2 separate regions of the Homo sapiens genome follow, and region 1 is linked to region 2. A link is a loop called in an ENCODE intact Hi-C map of the cell type or tissue named here. Cell type or tissue: PC-3. All regions are shown on one strand. Links, peaks and the distances in the headings refer to the core of each region. The heading gives the core; the rest is flanking DNA. Region 1 has its middle 120 kb from the start of MGAT4C. Region 2 has its middle 66 kb from the start of MGAT4C.

Evidence for each region. A loop is a pair of places that touch in the nucleus more often than their neighbours do. Peaks named below come from ENCODE experiments on the same cell type or tissue, not always from the same donor. Only the 100,000 strongest peaks of a DNase experiment are listed, where the experiment ranks them.
Region 1: a loop joins it to region 2, with 6 times the contacts of the local background. A loop is called at or near these places in 1 of 110 quality-filtered maps.

What each region holds. Positions count from the first base shown.
Region 1 is chr12:86,375,049-86,383,403 of GRCh38, forward strand. It overlaps a transcript of MGAT4C not described here. Among named protein-coding and RNA genes, the nearest start is that of MGAT4C, 120 kb to the left of the region's middle. In PC-3, for the core only: no CTCF peak of the experiment used is centred there; no DNase peak of the experiment used is centred there; H3K27ac peaks cover 383 bases.
Region 2 is chr12:86,317,968-86,326,322 of GRCh38, forward strand. It overlaps a transcript of MGAT4C not described here. Among named protein-coding and RNA genes, the nearest start is that of MGAT4C, 66 kb to the left of the region's middle. In PC-3, for the core only: no CTCF peak of the experiment used is centred there; no DNase peak of the experiment used is centred there.

The sequences.
Region 1 (8,355 bases), core at 317-8,316, 57 kb after region 2:
ATTCCCCCTTCAGCTAAAGTAAATTCGTTTGTTACTCTTTGTCACTCAATTATGATTTCTCATGAATAAAATTTAAAAAAACAGTGAGTGTTGGCCTATTTAAGAGAAAAAAACCCAGTATTTCTAAGCCTCCTTTTTCAAGCAGTTTTGCATCTTGAAAGAGATATAGAAATAGGAAATACAAAAGAATAGTTCACTCAAGGTTTTGTATTTACCACTGGAAATAATAGTAGAGAAAGAATGGAGAAATTACATGGAGATTCTATGCAAAAAATTCTCTGTTGTGTTGTTACTGAACTGTAGGGAAAATCATTTTCAGATCATCTCAAAAATATAAAAATGTGAAAAGAAAATAAGGTATGGTTAGACATGCTGTCTACTAATATTAGGTTTATTGTAATTGGTCTTAATCATCTAAGGTTTATTTTTTTTTCTTTATAGTTAACCTAATCAATCTGTTTCTTAAAGTTTTGGAATTTTTAGAGAAGGAAAAAGAGGAATTTGTATAAGCATAAATAAATATTTGACAAATTCTTCCAAACTAGGATACATCATTTTAGGTACTTTACAGAACCAGATTATTTGTATACCTGTATATAGTTATTTATTTTTCTACTTTCAAATATTAATTTTTAGAAGTTAAACTAAATCATAAAATAAGAAGTTTACAACAATAAATAAATAAGCCCTGAAGCAAAAGGAAACTCAAGATTGTCATTAACAATGAGAACACTAACAATGAGAACAATGAATATCAAAATCTTTGGAATGTGTTTCACTAGTAAAATAATAAATATACCTCTAGCAATGCTACTTAAAAATGGAGAGACTATACAACGCATAATATTTTAAAGTGGGAGAGATAAATATAGATTAATGGAAAATATGGAAAGTCAATGATCATAACCATCTATTATAATGTTTGCATTTAAATCATTGCAAATAGATTGAACGTTAAGGTAAATTGTTTGGAGAGCACTATATAATTGTTTTGGAAATAATTATTTGTCTACATTACACTCAAATTTGCAAATGGATAGTTAAATTGAAAAAATGAGGCTGTAGGGTGGCTCATGCCTATAATCCCAGCAGTCTGGGAGGCCAAGGAGGGCAGATGGCTTGAGTCCAGGAGTTCAAGCCAGCCTGAGAGACATGGAGATAACACATGTCAAAAAAAAAAAAAAAAAAAAAGAGCCGGGTGTTGTGGTGCATGCCTGTAGTACCAGCAGCTACCCAGCAGGCTCAAAGCCTGGAGGCAAAGGTTGCAGTAAGTGAGCTGAGATCCAACCACCGCACTCCAGCCTGGGTGACAGAATGAGACCCTGTCTCAAAAAACCAAAAATAAATAAATTTGAAAAATGAAACAAAAAGATTATTGTGTATATACATATATATATGAAATACAATTTTTTAGTCAGAATGTAAAGACATTTCTGTACATTGCTATATTTTCCTGTGCCTAGAACAATATATTAGAATCCCAATGAATATTTGGTGAATGACTAAATGGGAGAGGCTTTATTATTTATGGTAAATACAAACAAAAATTAGGTCACATGACAAGACAAAAATAGGAGGAATAAACATAAATTTAGAACCATAAGAAAACATAAGTATTTAACAAAAATCATCATTAACTCAATAGGAAAAATATAAATAAGCAGGACTTAAGGGGTAAAGTGATGACACTCCCCTCCCCATGTACGTACCTACATCAAAGAGCAAGAAAGAGAGAGAGAGACAGAGAGAGAGAGACAGAGAGAGAGAGACAGAGAGAGAGAGAGAGAGAGAGAGACAGAGAGAGAGAGAGAGAGAGAGAGGAGAAAAAGAGAAAGAGAGCTGTTGAGATTGAGATTGAAAGGAGAGATACATCTTTAAGTTGTTGACACTAGTGGAATTAATGTACTTTATTCTTCTCTTCAACCTTCATTTTCATATTTTTCTACATTTCATTATATAATTATTTTTGTTAAAAGAAACAAAAATATTATTTCCTGTGGTTAGGCATTTGCTTTTTTTTTTTTTTTTTGACATGGAGTTTCGCTCTTGTTGCCCAGGCTAGAGTGCAATGGCACGATCTCCGCTCACTGCAACCTCCACCTCCTAGGTTTAAGCGATTCTCCTGCCTCAGACTCTGAGTAGCTGGGATTACAGGCATTCGCCACCACGCCTGGCTAATTTTGTATTTTTAGTAGAGATAGGATTTCTCTATCTTGGTCAGGCTGGTCTCCAACTCCCGACCTCAGGTTATCCGCCCACCTCAGCATCCCAAAGTGCTGGGATTACAGGCGTGAGCCACTGCACCCGGCTGGCATTTACATTATTAACCACAAAAATCTTACTGCTTTTTTCCTATTATTTTAAAATGAAATGGTAATCAACAGTGATAGCAAGTAGTCTTTAACTCAAAACCAACATATTTGTCAGGGCATTTACTATTACACAGAATAGCAGCATATATGTTGTGTTCAATGCTTTAATCCCAACAATGAACTATTAAATAATGACTTGCGCTCTTAACGATGTTTTAATTTTAACAGTGACACACTTAAGAATATACTTAGACTTTTTCATCCCTTTGATTTTTTCACCAAAGATCAATAATGATTTAATATTTTCCTTTTCTACATATTTTTAATGTTGTACAATATAAAAACATAAAATTTGCCATCTTAACAGTTTTTAAGTATGCAATTCAGTGATATGACTACACTCACATTGTTGTGCAAGCATCATCACTACCCATCTTGAGAACTTTTCTCAGCTTTCCAAACTGAAATCCTATACTCATGGAACAGTAACTCTCCATTCTCCCCTTCCCTGGCCCCAAGTCCCTGGCAACCACCATTCTACTTGCTGTCTCTATGAACTTGATTAATATAGATACTTTATATAAGTTGAATCATATAATATTTGCCCCTTTGTGACTGGTTTATTTCACATTGCATAATCTCATCAATATTCAACCATGTGGTATTATGTGTCAGAATTTCCTTCCTTTTTAAAGTTGAATGATATTCCACTGTGTGTATATACCACATTTATCCACTCATCTGTTAATAGATATTTTGCTTGCTTCCACCTTTCAGCTATTGTGAATAATGTTGCTATGAAAATGGGTGTACAAATGGCTCTTCAAGATCCCATTTTCAATGATTTGGGGTATATACCCAGAGTGAAATTGTTGGACTATATGGCAATTCTATTTTTAATTTTTTTTGAGGAACTACTAAAGGAGTATTAATTATTACTGTTATCTGGTTATATGAATGACCACAGTGTGTTGGTATTTACATGGGACTTGAATTTGGAGTCAAAAAATAAGGATGTGATTTTTCGTTTTTCCTTAGCTAATTCATAAGAATCTCTAGACATTTGACTTGTATAATAAGGTGGAACAATATAAGCAATATGACTTAAAGTTTGTAAATTCATATCCGTGAGTTTTAGATTTGGTGGAGGAAAGAAAAAAAGAGCAAACACGATGACTTCATTTTAACATTATTTTATCCAAGAATCATGAGCTTAAAGGACTGGGGATAAGCAGTTCTCTTAATGTTAATGAGGAAGACACAGAAATAATGACCTACAGAAAGTTTGAATTATAGAGATCCGAATTCAATATGATTTATTTACAGGGTTTTCCCTAGAAGAAAATGTGAAGTATAAGATTAGCAAGAAGATGAGTAAATCAATCTCACGATACTAATCTAGAAATAATCTTCAATTACTTGGAACTTGAAGTCATGTTGGCTGACGAAGTTGCAAGGTAACAGTCTTAAAATGAAGTCCCAGGAAGTATCTAAGGATCCAGACTAGAGAAGTTTACAAAAGTTACAGTGAGGCCAGAAGGAGTTCTGCTATCTTTTGCCTGGTGGCTATATAGATTTAGAACCAATATTGGAGCTCTTAGAATCAACCTGCTTGATTTGAATCTGAACTCTATCTTTTGCCAAAAATGTATATCTAAACATCATATTGTATTCCATAAATATATACAATAATTATTTGTCCATTAAAAATACAATTGAACAATATCTTAGGCAAGTAGTATAACCTTAAGGTTCTCAGCTTATTTATTTTTAAAATATTGGTAATACTCATATTTACCTTATAAATTTGTGGAAAAGTTACATGAATAAATACATGTAAAATGTTTAGAACAATGCCTAGTTGAGAGTGTTGCATAAATACAAGCTATCACCATTACTTGACTAAAATATAGTCATAGTTGTCCTCTCTCCCATGTGGACGAAAATGCTTCTTTATTATTTTAATCATCGTTTTGCTGCTGTTGAATATATTGGCTAAAAATTGAAATTAGGCATTTTATATAATAGAGCCTATGAATATTTATTCCAACTTCTGCCTTGATAGTTGAACAGGTTTGTCTCTGAAAATAGCATCATGCAGTAAAGTTTATATTATTTGCACTAAACACTGTTGCCACCTCTTTCTGGCAAAGGTTATTTGGGAGCAGGGAATGTGTCTGACTGATTCATGATTATATATCTACTGCTTAGAACGGTACATGGCACACAGCATTAGATAAATATTTGACCAGTGAATGAGCAAAGGAAAAAAACTGTTTACTCTTAGTATTCTAATTACATTCTATATAAAACAATACTTTTTTTAGAAAAAGTTTAATATAGATAACAATTAATTAAAATTATACTTTCAGTCATAATCTAAGGCTTGCTCGTTTCTATTACAAATTTCAATAATCTTATATCTGCTCTTTTATCTTTTTCCTATTTTGTCATTCTTCAATCCAAAATTTTGTTTTATCCTGAGTTAGAATAAGTGTTCTTGTTAAAGGTATTCATCTAACATCTCAAAGTAAACTCATAATCAAATAAGTGATTCACAGCATAGAAAAATTTGTGGGGATTCATAAGTGGGTGTTGTATAGGAGAGGCTAATAAAGCCAAGCATTATTCTAACCTTTCACTCTATGAATTTTAAGTGTGGCGATATCCTAGGTATTATTTTCTGGGCCAAAGACTAGAAATGAGTAGGACTAGTACAATTATTTCTTATATGAGTCATTTTTTTATGATAACATTGACTAATGTGCTGTAACACTGAATACGTTTAAATTGGTTCTGCTTAATAATACTTGATCTACATCACAATACACATTCTTTCTACAGAGTGAAAAGAAATGCTAAGAATCAGAGCCACTACAAAAGGCTTCACACTGACATTAAAAATAACATTAAAAAATTGAAAAAAATTCACCAAATTTCTGAAAGGCTGTTTTATCCAGCTTCTCTTTCTTTTGGTTAAATAGACTTATTCTCTTAATAATCCTTAACAGAAAAAACTGAATTTGCCACTTCGTGGTGTTAAATATTGACTGTGACCATGCCATACATTATAACATTGCTTGTATGCCAGAAATAAAAAAAAAATTAATGCTGGAATAAATTAATGATTATGATGACTTCGTTTGGTAGAAAGTAAACCAGACAAGGACATAGATTGTTTCTGTCATAATCAGTGCTGTCTCTTCCATGCCTAAAAGAATGAATACGTGAAAAATCATGATTAGATCAAAATTCAACATTACACAACATACCTACTAAGCCCTTTGTGTGTATCATTTCATTTAGTCTTCATGAGAACACAATAAGGAGGAAGCCAATCACAATCCAGAGAGACATAATCCATAAAACCTACATTTTATTCAAAAATATGCAGTTTTTGAAGATGCTTTAACAAGGAGATTGGCTAACAATCCCAAGCCCATAATCCCAAATGTTGAAATCCCAAAAGATCAAAATGCCTAACGTCTAAAATCTTGAAAATATAATTCAGGAAAAAATAATTTTAAATGTTCTTAAAAGACATTTATTTCCTCTTTTGAAAGGGAATTTCTTTGAGAAGTATATGAAAATATGAGAAAACACTTCATAGGCCAATTTATACAATAAAATAGGCAAGAATAGCATACATGTTTTTGCAAGCATAAACACCCAGACATAGAAACTGACAGTTTAACAGGTACAACAGTTATGAGCAGGTGAACAGTATTCATTAAGAGAAAGCTCAAAAAGTGAAATATAAAAAAGCATACCACTATAGTTGGAATCATGTGTACCCAGCTTTATAATGGTGTTCATTTGTCACGTGGCTGTCAACTTGAGATTTTTGACAGGATAGATTAAAAAAACCAAAAGGGGTTACTGCAGTATATGCAGTCACCAAAAGAGCTGGGATCTCAAGATCACAAATTCAGATTTAGAGAAAAAAGACATATCTTCATTTATTGTGAAAGTTCCAATGTTTTCACATTTAGAATCTGAGAAGCTGATGGTGTAACTTTCAGTTTGAGTCTGAAAGCCTTACGACCCGGGGAGGTCTCTGGTGCAAGTCCTAGAGTCCAAAGGCCTGTGAGCCTGGGGTTCTGAAGTCCAAGGAAGCAGAGGAAAAATCTATCTCAACTCTCAGAAACAGACCAATTCACCTTCTGTAGAGACTGTGCCTGCCAACAGTGAGGGCAGATCTTTCCCACCTAATACCTTCAGACTCACACACTAGTCTCTGGAAATATCTTCACAGACACACACACAAAAATGCTTTACCAAGTTTTTAGGTATTCGTTAATCCAATCAAACTGACACATAAAATTGTTCATAAATCCATTCCTTATCAATTAGGCATCTGATATGGTTTGGCTGTGTCCCCACCCAAATCTCATCTTGAATTCCCATGTGTTGTGGGAGGGACCTGGTGGGAGGTAATTGAGTCACGGGGGCAGGTCTTTCCTGTGCTGTTCTCGTAATAGTGAATAAGTCTCATGAGATCTGATAGGTTTAAAAATGGGAGTCTCCCTGCACAAGCCATTTTCTCTTGTCTACCACCATGTGAGACATGCCTTTCACCTTCTGCCATGGTTGTGAGGCCTCCCCAGCCATGTGGAACTGTAACTCCATTAAATCTCCTTCTTTTGTAAATTGCCCAATCTTGGGTATGTCTTTATCCCGAAAATGTGGAAGCGACTTTGGAACTGGGTAATAGGCAGAGGTTGGAACAGTTTGGAGGGCTCAGAAGAATACAAGAAAATGTGGGAACATTTGGAACTCCTGAGAGACTTGTTGAATGGCATTGACCAAAATGCTGATAAAGATACAGACAATGAAATCCAGGCTGAAGTGGTCTCAGATGGAGATGAGGAACTTGTTGGGAACTAGAGCAAAGGTGATTCCTGTTATATTTTAGCAAAGAGACTGGTGGCATTGTGCCCCTGCACTAGAGATTTGTGGAATGTTGAACTAGAGAAAGATGATTTAGGGTATCTGGCAGAAGAAATTTCTAAGCAGAAAAGCATTCAAGAGGTGACTTGGGTGCTGTTAAATGCATTCAGTTTTAAAAGGGAAGCAGAGCATAAAAGTTCAAAAAATTTGCAGCCTGACAATGCAATAGAAAAGAAAATCAGATTTTTTGAGGAAAAATTCAAGCTGACTGCAGAAATTTGCATAAGTAACGAGGATGTTAATCATAAAGACAATGGGAAAATGTCTCCAGGGCATGTCAGAGACTTCAATGGCAGCCCCTCCCTTCACAGGCCCAGGGGTTTAGGAGGAAAAATATGGTTTCATGGGCCGGGCCCAGGGTCCCCGTGCTGTGTGCAGTCTAGGGACTTGGTGCCCTGCATCCTAGCTGCTCCAGCCAGGGCTGAAAGGGGCAGACATAGAGCTTGGGCCATGGCTTCAGAAGGTATAAGCCCCAAGCCTTAGAAGTTTCCATGGGATTTTGAGCTGTGAGTGTACAGAAGTCATGAATTGGGGTTTGGGAGCCTTTGGCTTGATTTCAGATTTATGGAAATGCCTGAATGGCCAGGCAGAAGTTTGCTGCAGGGGCAAAGCCCTCATGGAGAATCTCTGCCAGGGCAGTGCAAAAGAGAAATGTGGGGTCAGAACCCCCACACAGAGTGCCTACTGGGGCACCACCTCCTGGAGCTGTGAGAAGAGGACCACCATCCTTTAGACCTCAGAATGGTAGATCCACTGACAGCCTGCATTGGGTTTCTTGAAAAGCTACAGACATTCAATGCCAGCTCATGAAGCAGCCAGGAGAGGGGTTATACTCTGCAAAGCCATAGAGGTAGAGCTGCCCAAGGCAGTGGGAGCCCATCCCCTGCATCAGCGTGACCTGGACATGAGGCATGAAGTCAAAGGAGATCATTTTGGAGCTTGAAGATTTGACTGCCCTTGGCCAGGCACAGTGGCTCACGCCTGTAATCCCAGCACTTTGGGAGGCCAAGGTGGGCAGATCACCTGAGGTCAAGAGATCGAGACCATCCTGGCCAACATGGTGAAACCCCATCTCTACTAAAAATACAAAAAT
Region 2 (8,355 bases), core at 218-8,217:
TATGTTAAAAGAATTCAGCTTTTAGAAATAAAGCAACAAATTTAACTTAACTCAAGGCAAAATAAGGCCTTATATTAAATTTTCATTGAAGATAATTTTGATGAAAACCTCTCAGAGAAATCAAAGGAAAAAGAAGCTGGAAGTACATAAACAAATTATAAAGTAGAAATTGGTTCTGTGAGGAGAGATTTATTTGGTTTAATTTTCTTTGGGTAATATAAAATATATAATCTATTTTATGAATTTTTTTGTCATTTTTCATATTAGGTTTGAATTCATACCTGAAAGAACTAGATGAATGTTACTATTTCTTTTGAGCCTGAAATTTCTTTCCAACACGCCTCACATTATTGAAACATTAATACTAAGCAGTACTGTCTACACCTGAAGGAGCAGCCATCACAGAGCTGGGTGATAAATCACTGCTCCCTGATGTCTGGCAATGTCCAAAATGCAAGCCAGTTCTCTGGAAGTGTTGGTGCTGGCACCTGCCATCCCACTTCACTCTTCACAATTGTTGGAACAGCCTTCTTCATACTGAGCCCAATTCTAGACCACATAAATAAAGTATACGGCTTTTCCTTAAAATATTATGTCTTTTTTTGTAGGGTGAATATTTTTTGTACCTTAAACTTACTGTATAGTTGGCTTCCAGATCTAAGTCATGAACAAAAAAGTCCTGACTATATTATACTATGTTGTATGATGTTGTTTTAATTATATTATAGTATTATATTTATCATATTATATGTAAAGTAAAATATATCCCTTCTCAGTATTCACCCAACCATCCCAACGGCACATCTTTAAGTGGCACAAACTTTCACTGTTTAATTATTTAGGATCATCCCAGGTTTGTTATTAATGGTTTTTAGGCTGCTGTTCTTTATCACTCTCAAGAGGTGAGACTTCCAGTTTTATCTCTGACTTTTACCTCTATGGTCTTATACCTCAGTCATTAAGTGTTAGTGATCAAGACATGTTTTTAAAGTCTATGCTTTTTCCCACTCTTCTCATTTTGCCTGGGATTTCAACATCTATCACCCAAGCTCTATTTCTTAAGATGTGACAAACACCTAACTACCCTTCTACAAGACTCAGGGAAAATGTTTCCTGTGAGAACACATTTTCTGACAGACCACAGATAACTACCTACTCCTTTCTACTCCTACTGAAGCCCATAATCATATCTATGAAGGAAGAACTTATTACAAGGGACTCCTAGATGACTTCCTATGTCCTCTATACACCAAATCATGCATAATTTCATAATCTCTTCCCATTACTTTTAGGATAAAATTCTAAAGATTTAACACATTTAGCACGAAATATAAGGCTCTTCATGATGTGATCTCAGACTGCTTCTTTAGATGTACTGATACCCCACATACATGCATAAGAAATCTCTCTCATGTCACCCCAGCAACCCATCCCATTTCCACGTAGTCCATCAAAGAAGCAGTGAATAATTCCTTCATGTCATTCAGATCTAAGTTTAAATACCTTACTATATTTATTGGGGCATTTATTAACTCCTGAATAAAATGGTCTACCCAATCACTCATATCCCAGTTTTATATCACTTAGCATTTATTTCTGTCAAGAATGGTAATACTTGTTTGCTTTTCTCTCTTCTTCCATTAAAAAGCAAGTGGAATGACACTAGGATGTTGTCTCTATTTCTGCTGAATTCCTAACACTTAAAATGTTGGTTATATTTTTTTAAGTAAGTGAATGTATGAATGCTGGCTTTGTGAGAAATGAAATGTTTCTTGTCAAGTTACCTAGGAAATATTATATTAGCATCTTGCATTTCCCCCTTTTCACATCAAGTATCTGAAAGTTGAAAGGGGCTGAATTATTACCTCTCCCAAAGTGCCCAATATTTTAGGATTCAATAAATGATAAAATTTTTTTAAAGTCCATAATTTGAAAAGAAGAAATGAAATTTTAATTCTCATAAATTAGTAAGAAAATAAATTCACGATGTACTGAGTGAATTTAGTTTTACAGAGAACCAGTTCCGTGGTTCTTATTGTTTTTCTTTTGGAATACTGTAAACTTCAAGGAAGGACAGACTGATATCTGCAGTTCTGCCCTGGGAGCCTCTGACCCAGCCCATACTTCCTGACACTACAAGATCTCCCTCACCACGTCTTCTTCTAAATCCACTTCTCTTGTATTTCTTTTTTTACTCTCAGCTTGGTAAAGGAAACTAATCTGATAATCCTGTCTGAGAAAAAAATATTGATATCTGATAATGGCTTAATTCATCTTTTACAAAGGTTTGCAACAGCCAGTAACCCAAAGGAATGAATAAACAATTTAATGTTTTGATTGTAATTTCCAGTAGGGAAGGTGTTAACTTTCTTCCAGCTCCTTGAGTTAAACTACATAAAAAGATGTTCTGCATAAAGGTGGTCTAGATTACCAAAGAGTGGCATTTTCTTTTCATACTATTAGTTTATTAAGACTTAATATTTTTCATGGTAAAAATAGTAATAGTAATAACAATAATAGTAAGAACTGAAATTTATTGAGAATTTGCCATGTACCAAAAACTGTGCCAAATGCTTTTCAAACAGTATCTCATTTCATGGTCATAGATGTACTATAGAAAATCACTTTTATCCCAAATTTACAGGTATAAAATTAGGCTTCAACAGGTTAAATCTCACTGCTGATCAGTGGCAGGGCTGGGATTTATATTATGATCTGTATAATTCCAAAAATCATGATTTTCTACAGCCTCTCAAAAAAACCCATATGGTTTTACAACTGGGTTATGATTTATCTGTCATTAAGCCCTAGGCATGAATCCCTTACTAATAGCCTTGAGTGGTGACAAAACCTTTTCTTTCTGAAAATGAAAAACTAAATGACATCATAAAGTAGCAACTTACATTTTTATCCAGCTCTAATCGTTACCACATCATTTTTCTTAATGGATCAAAATCTACCAACTATATAATTTGCACTATTTAATCCCATTCTTGCTCCTAAACAATTAAGATAGGAAAAAATCAAAAATGTACCCTAAAAAACTTCTAATTTCATATTCTAAAGATGTATGGAAATCTTTTAATAGAAAAAAACTAGATAAATCTTAAAACCATTTTTATACATTTTTAAAGTCACTATACCTTTTTAAAATTAAGGGTCTTAAAGTATCAATCTTTCAAACTTTCAATTTTATTACCCAACATTCTCTAAAATCTATGTGTGAAAAATTATTTTAAAAATTTGACAATTAAGAGAAAAAAGACATGATGTGAGAATTCTTAAGATAAAAGACCACTTCAGTTACATTAGCAAATATTTTGATTTAACATGTCTTCTAAAATGTAGCATTCATATCCTTGTATTTCTATCTCTATTTTGATTTAATTTAAGTTATGCCATAAAATAGATCATTTACACTTGGATGAAGATATCAGAAACTTCTTTTATTTTCCAGACCAAATGAAACTTTTCAGTTGATTTCTACTGAGCTTCAGGGAGTATTTTGATAGTTTGGGATTTATTTATTGTTTTAATTTTAAGAGCTAATGAGTAAACTAAGACACACCATTGAAAACAATACTAGCTGAATGCTTTTAAAATGCTGAAAATGGCCGCCAGAAAATATATTTATTCAAATGCCACTATGTTCTTTTTTAAAAATGTCCTCAAGTTATACTTTTTTAAAAATCAGAGACCTGTGAGATACCATCTCACACCAGTTAGAATGGCGATCATTAACAAGTCAGGAAACAACAGGTGCTGGAGAAGATGTGGAGAAATAGGAACACTTTTACACTGTTGGTGGGACTGTAAACTAGTTCAACCACTGTGGAAGACAGTGTGGAGATTCCTCAGGGATCTAGAACTAGAAATACCATTTGACCCAGGCATCCCATTACTGGGTATATACCCAAAGGATTACAAATCATACTGCTATAAAGACAAATGCACACGTATGTTTATTGTGGCACTATTCACAATAGCAAAGACTTGGAACCAACCCAAATGTCCATCAATGATAGACTGGATTAAGAAAATATGGCACATATACACCATGGAATACTATGCAGCCATAAAAAAGGATGAGTTCATGTCCTTTACAGGGACATGGATGAAGATGGAAACCATCATTCTGAGCAAACTATCACAAGGACAGAAAACCAAACACCGCATGTTTTCACTCATAGGTGGGAATTGAACAATAAGAACAGATGGACACAGGGTGGGGAACATCACACACTGGGGCCTGTCGTGGGGTGGGGGGAGGGGGGAGGGAGAGCATTAGGAGATATACCTAATGTAAATGACGAGTTAAGGGGTGCAGCCCACCAACATGGCACATGTATACATATGTAACAAACCTGCACGTTGTGCACATGTACCCTAGAACTTAAAGTAAAAAAAAAAAATCAGAGAACTGCTTAAATGGTTCATTCTAAACCATTGGTTTAGCTATTGAACTAACTTTGGTTGCTATTACATTTTTAGACATATAATCTTAACAGATTATAAGTTTCTTTCTTTTGTTTCTTTCCTTATTTTTCTAAGAGGATGAAGCCAATTCAGTATTATATTTATTGTTTAGAAAAAAATGAATTTAGAGGTTTCTTAATTTTTTTTATTTTTATTTTTATTTATTTAAGGCATCTGCTGGTAGAGCTGTCATTGCTCTTACTTTGTTATAATTCATTGAAAATGGTCAACGGGAAGGGCAATTTAGTTGCTTTGACTTGCAAACAGAATATTTTCCCTAAATATTACCTTCTAGCATTTTTACAAGTCCAATAACGTGTTCATATATGAGTCATAGAGCATATATTTTTAGATTGCAAAATTATACTAGCATGAGACAAGGTACTTTAGATTTGGATTGTGAAAATATCAGTTTTAAATTTATAGTAATACTTGCTTCAGTTTCTGTATACATTGTCAAGTTTATTGCAGGAAATGCGGAAGAGTTAATTTTATATTTTATTCATTATTCAAATAATTATTAAGATGTTTATAAACTCATCACAAGCATTGCTCATTTTTATTGGCTTGCAATCAGCACTTAAAATCCTATTGTAAAACTCTGCAACACATGAGGTTTGACAGATAATATAAGTTTACAGGAATTTGAAAGATCTCACAAAGCCCACAGAAATATTTTCTTGGAAGTTTTTTTTTTTTTAATGTTAACTATACAATGCTGTTTAGTGATATACTCCTGCTGGAAAAACAATTTATAATTTTTATATTTCTCATTGCAATCCTAAATAAATACATATATTATTCAAGTTTTCTATAAAAATTAAGTGTTTAGTTAATATCACATGTATCTCTCTAAAGTTACATGAATTCAGAGTAAATTATTATAATCATCCATATTTTAATATTCAACTTGCTTTTTGTATCAGTGGTTAATTTGGTAAAGTTTTAATATATTTCATCTTTATTTCCTAAAATAATATTAAAGGGATGGTAATATGAAAAAAACCACAATATTTATTTAGGATCGTAAAATAAGATATTTTTCAATATGCAGAAGGCAAAGAAAAACACTAAGTATGTAAAAAGATAATAATACAGTTAATTTAATTTAAGGAAAATATAATATCCAAATCTCATAGGTGTTCTGTTTCAAATAATCACTTAACAGAAATTCACAGCAGCAAAACAATATAACTACCGTAGTAAATACATACATATATATAAATAGACGAAATACACAATATATCTTATTTTTGTATATTTACTAATCAAAATTATTTTAAAATAACTTTATAGCTTCATGCTTCATGCCTTCTCATTGAAACATTTTCCGATAAAATTGTTGATGCTTCCGACAATTCCTATTATCGCAATTTGATATTTAAATCAAGAACTACCTAAAGCTACTAAATCTTTGCCACTAGCCTAAATGAGGCAATATTCTTCTATTCCCATGAATTATTCAAGTTTATAAAATGGTGAAATCAGATGACAAAATATTGTATTTTAATATGGACTATGTATTCTTATATAAGCTATTACGAATCAAAAGAAAACTGGAAGTAAAAATGAAACTTCAATTAGTTTTATTTTTTCTTTACATTGATTACCGGAAGCATAATTTCTTTATTTTTAATTAAATTCAGCAATGTAAATTAAGTATACTGTCACAAATTCATTTATCTTCACTAGTAAAATCTCCACAGTTAAAAACAAATAGCAATTTCTTATTCTATGGTTATGTATTGCCCCTTTCTTTTAGTTATCTATCTTACAAATTTAGGCAGATTCTCATGGGTGGTAAAAGAGTGGTAGATAGCACTGTTTAATACATCCTCATTAAAAGCAAATATGTATTATGTTGTATTAGTGACCACAAATGAGCTTGATTTTATTTCATGTTTTGTATACATAATTTCCATATTCTTACATTCTTTTAATTCTTTTTGTGCATTTTGGTTACTTATTAATTAAATATATTCTACATTAATTTTATTTTATTTTGTTTGATTTTGATATATTTATTATTGCTTTTAATTTAATTTAGTAGTAGATTATATTGCTAAACATGTGAGTTAAATCCAGGAGTAATTAGAGCATATTTCATATGTGTCACTTTATTAAGTGTAAATTTGAAAGGGAAAATATATAAATAACATTAATTGTACCATTTAGAATATTCTAATTTTGTATTAGCAGGTAAAGCAATGAGAATATATACGCTTTGACAACTAATCCATAGAGAAACGAGAGTTGTTTTTTTTTTCTGCTTGTGCAAAGCAAATTAGAAAAACAATCAATATTTCTTTTCCAGAAACATTTGCTCTCTGCCCCAGATTTATGTTGGAATGTTTATTTGGTTTGTATGACTCTCAAGAGATGTGGCTTAATGGAAGTACTTGGATAACAGTCTTAGAAATCTAATGACAATTGTTTGTTTTTCCCAAATAACCACTTCCTAATGATTATTATTGAGCCTTGCAGTGTTAAAATGACATGTTTAGTTTCAGATGAGCATTTAAAAATTATTTCAGCTATTCTGTTACTTGGTATAAAATAAATGTCAATTTTTTGACCTATTGTAGATGTTCAGAAGCAGTCAATTGTTTTAATATAAATGTTGCATTCTTCACTTATGCTTCACACATGGATGAACAACAATTTGAAGCTACTAGATCAATTCTATATATGTTATTTGCAGTAAGTATACATTCAAGTACAGATATTTATTTTTTTAGATTGGATTGTCTCTTAATATAATTTAATTCACAGTAACTACCAATACTGAGGATTATGAAAAGTTTTGTCCTCCATGTAAACATGTATTGATATTTTTCCAGATTTTTCCACATTAAGTTCTCATTAATCATTGTATATTCCAGCAGCATATCAAAAAATTAGGAATTTATTTAGAACTTAGTAGAGCTACACTATGTAGAGTGAAAAACAAAACAAAACCTTACCCCAATTCACAAATAAGTGTACAATATAATATTGGCACATTTCTAATTTTGCAATCAAAAAGGATTACAGTTCAATCCTGACTTGACTACTTTGTTCTGTGCATGAGCAAATCCAAAGATCTCTATAGCTTATTATCTGTAAGGTGGGTAAAAGAGATGTAGCATTAAAACAATTAAAATAGTGCTTGAGGCTGGGCACAGTGGCTCACACCTGTAATCCCTGCATTTTGGGAGGTCAAGGCAGGTGGATTGCTTGAGCCCAGGAGTTCAAGACCAGCCTGGGCAATATGTCAAAGCCCTATCTCTACAAAAAATACAAAAATTAGCCTGGTCTGCTGGTGCAGCCTGTATTCTCAGCTACCCAGGAGGCTGAAGCGGGAGGGTCACCTGAGCCCAGGAGGTCGAGGCTGCAATGAGCAGTGATCATACCACTGCACTCTTGCCTGGGCAACAGACTGAGACCCTGTCTCCAAAAAGAAAAAAAAAAATAATAATGCTTGACACAGGGTTCCCTATACAGTCATTTTTATTCTATTTATTTTATTACATTCTTCATGTCAAAATGGCAAGGTTAATATTGCTTGGGCTTTGAAGTTAAGACCATCTTGACTCTGCTAACTATGTAACTGTGAGCAAATTATATTACTGATCTGAGCTTGCCTATTATTTAGAATAAGAATAATATTTTATTTTACATAATATTATTGGAGGATTATGTGAGATAAAATAAATATATTTTTATATTAAGCGGCCAACAAATATTTATTTTTTACCCTGTCACTCAGCTGAAGAGAAAAAATATGAGATCTAATGTACAGCTTGGTGACTATAGTTAATAATGTAGTGTATACTTAAAATTTGCTAAGAGGGTAGATCTGCAGTATTCTCATCACACACACACACACACACACACACA